Linked DNA regions of Homo sapiens: region 1 is linked to region 2. The links are chromatin contacts, found by Hi-C or POLR2A ChIA-PET in ENCODE. All regions are on one chromosome and are shown on one strand. The core of a region is the stretch at or near the end of the contact, and the rest is flanking DNA. Distances in the headings are between cores, read along the strand shown.

What was found. Hi-C counts contacts between places; a loop is a spot of excess contacts on that map. ChIA-PET counts read pairs that join two places held with the same protein, here RNA polymerase II (POLR2A). Pooled maps may share reads with other maps.
Region 1: a pooled map shows a loop between it and region 2 (2.8-fold over the local background). The contact joins the promoter of BIRC5 here to the promoter of LINC01993 in region 2. A Hi-C loop is called at or near these places in 1 of 37 single-sample maps with no recorded cell type and 2 of 50 pooled maps. POLR2A ChIA-PET finds 5 or more read pairs at or near these places in 6 of 52 experiments (AG04450, B cell, Panc1 and 3 more).

The regions. Positions count from the first base shown.
Region 1 is chr17:78,212,795-78,215,780 of GRCh38, reverse strand. It overlaps BIRC5 (baculoviral IAP repeat containing 5), which reads right to left and starts at 1,528. Exons shown (of 4, transcript NM_001168.3): 1 at 1,354-1,528; 2 at 992-1,101. The coding sequence starts at 1,464. RefSeq lists an enhancer at 882-1,783.
Region 2 is chr17:78,277,149-78,279,848 of GRCh38, reverse strand. LINC01993 (long intergenic non-protein coding RNA 1993) reads left to right here and starts at 1,357. Exons shown (of 7, transcript NR_073178.1): 1 at 1,357-1,405. RefSeq lists enhancers at 824-1,657, 1,658-2,491.

The DNA of each region.
Region 1 (2,986 bases), core at 279-2,778, 64 kb after region 2:
TCTGAAAATATCATAACACTTATTCATTTTCAAGAAGAATACCACTGATCTTTTCCCAGTGATTACGGGGATGCAGTATAACCACCATAGCAAACATACTAAGAAAAAAAACAGCTACTCTCTTCTGGCCAAAAAGAAAAACAACTGGGGTGATTCTCCAGGGGAAAAAAATTAAAGCTGTGGAAGCAACTGAATCCGACAGAAAAAAAGGTGAGAAAAGAATATGGCATTACAGTGTGGAAAGACAGATACCATCCGAGTACAGAATTTCATTGTCATTAACTAGGCATCTTGAAGAAAAAAATCCAGAACAACACTGAAGTATATGCTTTCTTTCTTTTTTTTTTTTCAATTTTTTATTTTTATGACGGAGTCTCGCTCTGTCGCCGAGGCTGGAGTGCATTGGCACAATCTCGGCTCACTGCAACCTCCGCCTCCCAGGTTCAAGCGATTCTCCTGCCTTAGCCTCCCGAGTAGCTGGGATTACGGGCGTGCGCTACCATGCCCGGCTAATTTTTGTATTTTTAGTAGAGACGGGGTTTCGCCAAGTTGGCCAGGCAGGTCTTGAACTCCTGACCTCAGGTGATCCGCCCGCCTCAGCCTCCGAAAGTGTGAAGTGCACACTTTCAAAGGGTAATTTTTGTGCTGTGTAGGTTATATTTCAATTAAACTGTTTTTTAAAAAATCTCAAAAAAAGCACTTGGACGTTCCTGGGAGTTCACAACAACAGGGTCTGCTGATGTATTCTGTTGAACATGAAAGGCATCAGGCATCTTACGTCCACCCCAAGGCATTTTGGTCAAATGAGATTTAATTAGGTTGTAAGCATCACCAAGGCACCAGCATATAGAGAGGTATCCGTTCACAACAGCTGTTTAAGAAGCAATGAGGGTGGAAAGCAACCCTCCCATACTAAGTGTCTTTGCAACTCAAATCTTTTGACAACTCAGTTCAAAACAAAGCCCATCGAGGCTGGCCAGAGAAGACTTACATGGGGTCGTCATCTGGCTCCCAGCCTTCCAGCTCCTTGAAGCAGAAGAAACACTGGGCCAAGTCTGGCTCGTTCTCAGTGGGGCAGTGGATGAAGCCAGCCTCGGCCATCTGCAAGGGACAGCACAGCTCGTGAGTGGACGTGGCAGCCCGGAACCCCGAGGCCCAGCCACAAAGGCCTCGATGGGGACAAAGCAGGGAGGGGAGGCCGGCCTGGACCCAAGGGGCCCAGCCACAGTGGCCTCGCTGGGGACAGGACGGGGAGGGGAGGGCGGCTTGTACCCCCGAGGCCCAGTCACAGTGGCCTCGCTAGGGACAGGGCAAGGCGGGCGTGGGGGACCCCAGGAGGCCGGGCAGTCTCACCCGCTCCGGGGTGCAGGCGCAGCCCTCCAAGAAGGGCCAGTTCTTGAATGTAGAGATGCGGTGGTCCTTGAGAAAGGGCTGCCAGGCAGGGGGCAACGTCGGGGCACCCATGCCGCCGCCGCCACCTCTGCCAACGGGTCCCGCGATTCAAATCTGGCGGTTAATGGCGCGCCGCGGGGCATGTCGGGAGCGCACGCCCTCTTAGGCGGTCCACCCCCCGCGGCCTTCTGGGAGTAGAGGCGGGGCGGCGCGGGGTGTGCCGGGAGTTGTAGTCCTCCCGCCGCGTGGCTCTGCCCGTGGTCGCGGTGCACCCAGCGACGCCGCGCCAGCTCGTCCCTGCCCACACCTAGCGCCCCCTCGACTGCTTTCAAAGAACGCGTGCAGGCCGGGTGCAGTGGCTCACGCCTGTAATCCCAACACTTTGAGAGGCCTAGGCAGGAGCATCACTTGAGTCCTGGAGTTCAAGACCAGCCTGGCCATCACGGTGAAACCTTGTCTCTACTAAAAATACAAAAATTAGCTGGGCGTGGTGGTGCATGCCTGTAATCCCAACTACTCGGGAGGCTGAGGCAGGAGAATCGCTTGAACCCGGGAGGCAGAGGGTGCAGTGAGCTGAGATTGTGCCATTGCACTCCAGCCTAGGCAACAAGAGCAAAACTCAGTCTAAAAAAAAAAAAAAAGTCAGACAGGAGAGCTTTACAGGGTGCCACCTCTGCAAAAAGCATCTACTCCAGACGGGCATGAAGGACAAATGAACAGGGGAGGGATGGAGTGCAGCAGACATCGCTGTCCCGGCGAGTACATCGTTGACTGCACGACCTGGGTTTCCAGGAGGGCCACCTTCTGGAGTCAGGGGCCAGGGACTGGGCCACTACCGTGATAAGAAGACAAGGGAGCTGGGGAAAGCCCAGTGGAGGGTGGGGGCCTGTGCTCAGGGCAAACTCCTCCTTTCCCTTCGCAAAGCAGGGCGTCCCACCAACAGTAAGTCCTGCAGCCTATTAAAAAAAAAATCAGTGTGTCCTCTGCTTTGGAACAGGGTGTTCTGGAGTCACTTCTGGAGCTGGGCATCACATCCACTCACTTCTCTGGTTCTATGGCCAGAGATAAGAGGCCTGGCCTTATTAGCCCTCCAGCCCCACGCAGGCCTGGTGCCTCCACTGTCTTTTTCATTTTGGGGTTTATTTATTTATTTATTTATTTTTGCAACCTCTCCCCACCCCTCCCACCCCGCCCCCATTCTTTAATACAGTAACTTTTTATTTTGATGTTTATTTATTTATTTGAAACTGAGTCTCGCTCTATCGCCCAGGCTGGAGTGCAGTGGCATGATCTCAGCTCACTGCAACCTCCTCCCCGCCACGGGTTCAAGCGATTCTCCTGCCTCAGCCTCCCGAGTAGCTGAGATTAAAGGCATGCACCACCACACCAGGCTAATTTTTGTATTTTTAGTAGAGATGGGGTTTCACCATGTTTGCCAGGCTGGTCTCAAACTCCTGACCTCAAGTGATCTGCCTGCCTCGGCCTCCCAAAGTGCTGGGATTACAGATGTGAGCCACTGCGCCCGGCCCGATGTCAATTTAAATAAAAGATAATTGCAAGAATAGTACAAAGAATACTCATATACCCTTCACCC
Region 2 (2,700 bases), core at 108-2,607:
TACACAACCACCTCTCAGAACACACATGCATCTGTCTGCACCGGTCTGTCATTTTGAATTCTGGGGCAGGGAGGAGTGCCATTGATTTGCTTCATTCATTCGCCTGGTGGTGTGTGTCCCTCCCTTTTGACTATAGCTTACCTGGCATGCACCTTCTTCCTCACTGCCCCAAGGCCTGACCTGGAGTCCGGCCTGCCATAGGCGCCCCTGCATTCCTGCTGATGACCAGAGGGCTTCAGTGGTCTTGCCTGGAGAGAGTGACCAGTTGTGGTTGGGTCTCATTTGCATGTGCTTTGCATAATGCTTTGCATAACCTCCTACAAGCCACATTGAGCAGGGAAGGTGGGGTGCAGAGAGGACTGGCCCTGGGGCCCCCTGAGAGCTGACCCCTGCAGCAGATGTTCTGGGGTTTGGGGCTCCTTGGGGACCAGCTCCACCTGGTGCCAGTCTCCCCAGGCCAGGTTAGGGGTGCAGATCTGGACACAGTGAGGGTGAGGGTACAGGCTTCCCTCGCCAGACGCGGCTTCTCCCTTCCTCTCCCTGGGAAAGGGGAGGCCTCACTGCAAGCCCCAGGAACCTGCCCCAAGGCCCTCCGAAGTTCAGGCCCTGCCTCCCTGCACTGAAGAGGCTGGGGTTGGGGGGCAAGTGTCACCCACGCCTCAGAGTGAGCCCTAGATCTGAGGAGAGACAAGATGGGGAGGAGGGGAAGGGGGTCAGCTCAGAGGGCAGCCCTGCCCACTCTGCCATGTCCCAGCTTTCAGACGTGGCTGAGAGGACATGAGATGCCCCGCTCCCCGGAGCGGGTCACAGAACTCGGGGTAAGTTTCTGGTCTGCCTACCTGGCAGATGCCCCTAGAGAGTGGCCTCCCCAACAGCACCGACCACCCCAGGGCAGGTGGGGAGCAGCGTCCCCCACCCCATGACCCCGGCCAGCCTGGCCACCCTGCTGGGCCACATGGTGCCACAGGTCAGCAGGGGTCTTCAGGCCATGTGAGGAAGGTGTCTGGGCTGGTGGCCAGGCTGGGTGGGAGGGGTGGGGGCAGGTGGAGCTGGGTGGGTGATTGGGTGACCTCGACCCCTCAGCAGGCTGCACCAACCCTGGCTGGAGCTGCCACTGGCCTCAGCTTCCCTTCTCAGCAACTGTGACCTCAAGCAGCTGCTGCACCTGTTGGGTGTGGGTGAGCCCGGCTCTTCTTTCCCTTCCAGGGGAGGAGTCAGCCCAGGAGTCAACTACGAGGTCGGGGAGGGGATTAAGGAGCTGAGAACAGGAGACAGCAGAGGGGACAGGCTGTCTTCAAGCACAGCTGGCACCTGGGGAAAGCCGCCTCCTCCCTCCCACTGCCCCCACCCCCGCTTGTTACTGGAAATGAGGAGAGCCTCCCAGGTCCCAGCAGAGCTGCTGCTGGTAAGTCCCTTCCCCAGCGGCCCCTCCACCCCTCACAGGCCCAGCTGTGCCAGCCCAGCCTGGGCCCTACTCCCGGCTCCTGCTTTAGGTGGTCTCCTGTGGCCTGAGGCCCTGGGGGTGGGCAGGGGTAGGCACCCAGGCCCAGAGGCTCTGCGCCTGTCTCCAGGCTTCCCTGCTGCCTGGGCTCTGTGGTGGGAGGCGGGGTTGCAGGTGAGGGGAGTCCTCCGTAATCAACCCCGGTTTATAGGAATTGGGGCCCCAGTGCCCAGACTCATGGGCCTCCAGGGGAGCAGGTGGGAGGCTCTGCCCAGCCCACCTCCCTCTGAGTATGGATCTGAGGTCACACACACCTGGCTGGAAGTGACTTATCCTGTGAACCTCAGCGTCCTTACCTGTAAAAGGTAACAAAATTCTCTCTTCCTCCAAGTGGCTGAGAAAGGTAGAAAAACAGAGTAAGAGCAGCTGGTCCCAGCCCCGTGAGCACCGGCCGGGACCCCTCGGGTGGGATCCCATCGTACCATCTCTGCCCATGATCCAAGGAGACCATTTCAGAGAGGCTGAACAACATGCCGGGCTCAGGGCACGGGGCAGGCTTTAGTTTTGCCACAGCCAGCCGGCTGGTGAGCAGGGGCGGGGCAGCCGTGGGCCTGGAGAGTGGGGGCGACTTCTTCCTACCCCCTCCCAGAAGGAGAAAGCCCACATTTTTAGGTACCACAGCAGCCCTTTTGGGCAACAGGCTTCCCCTTTTTTTTTTTTTTTGGAGACAGAGTCTTGCCCTGTCGCCCAGGCTGGAGTGCAGTGGTGTGATCTCGGCTGACTGCAACCTCCGCCTCCCAGGTTCAAGCAATTCTCCTGCCTCAGTCTCCCGAGTAGATGGGATTACGCCCACCACCATGCCCGGCTAATTTTTGTATTTTTAGTAGAGACGACAGGGTTCCACCATGTTGGCCAGACTGGTCTGGAACTCCTGACCTCAGATGATCCACCCACCTTGGCCTCCCAAAGTGCTGGGATTACAGGTGTGAGCCACTGTACCCGACCCTCTTTTTTTAAAAAAACCTTTTAAGTTCAGGGGTCCACGTGCAGGTTTGTTATATAGGTAAGCCCGTGACATTGGGGTTTGTTGTACAGATTATTTCAGCACGCAGGTACTAAGTCTAGTACGCATTAGTTATTTTTCCTGATCCTCTTCCTCCTCCCAGCCTCCACCCTCTGATAGGATCCAGGGTCGGCTGGTCTATTCTATGCAGATTCTTAGAAATATCAACTGAGACCGGGTGCGGTGGCTCATTCCT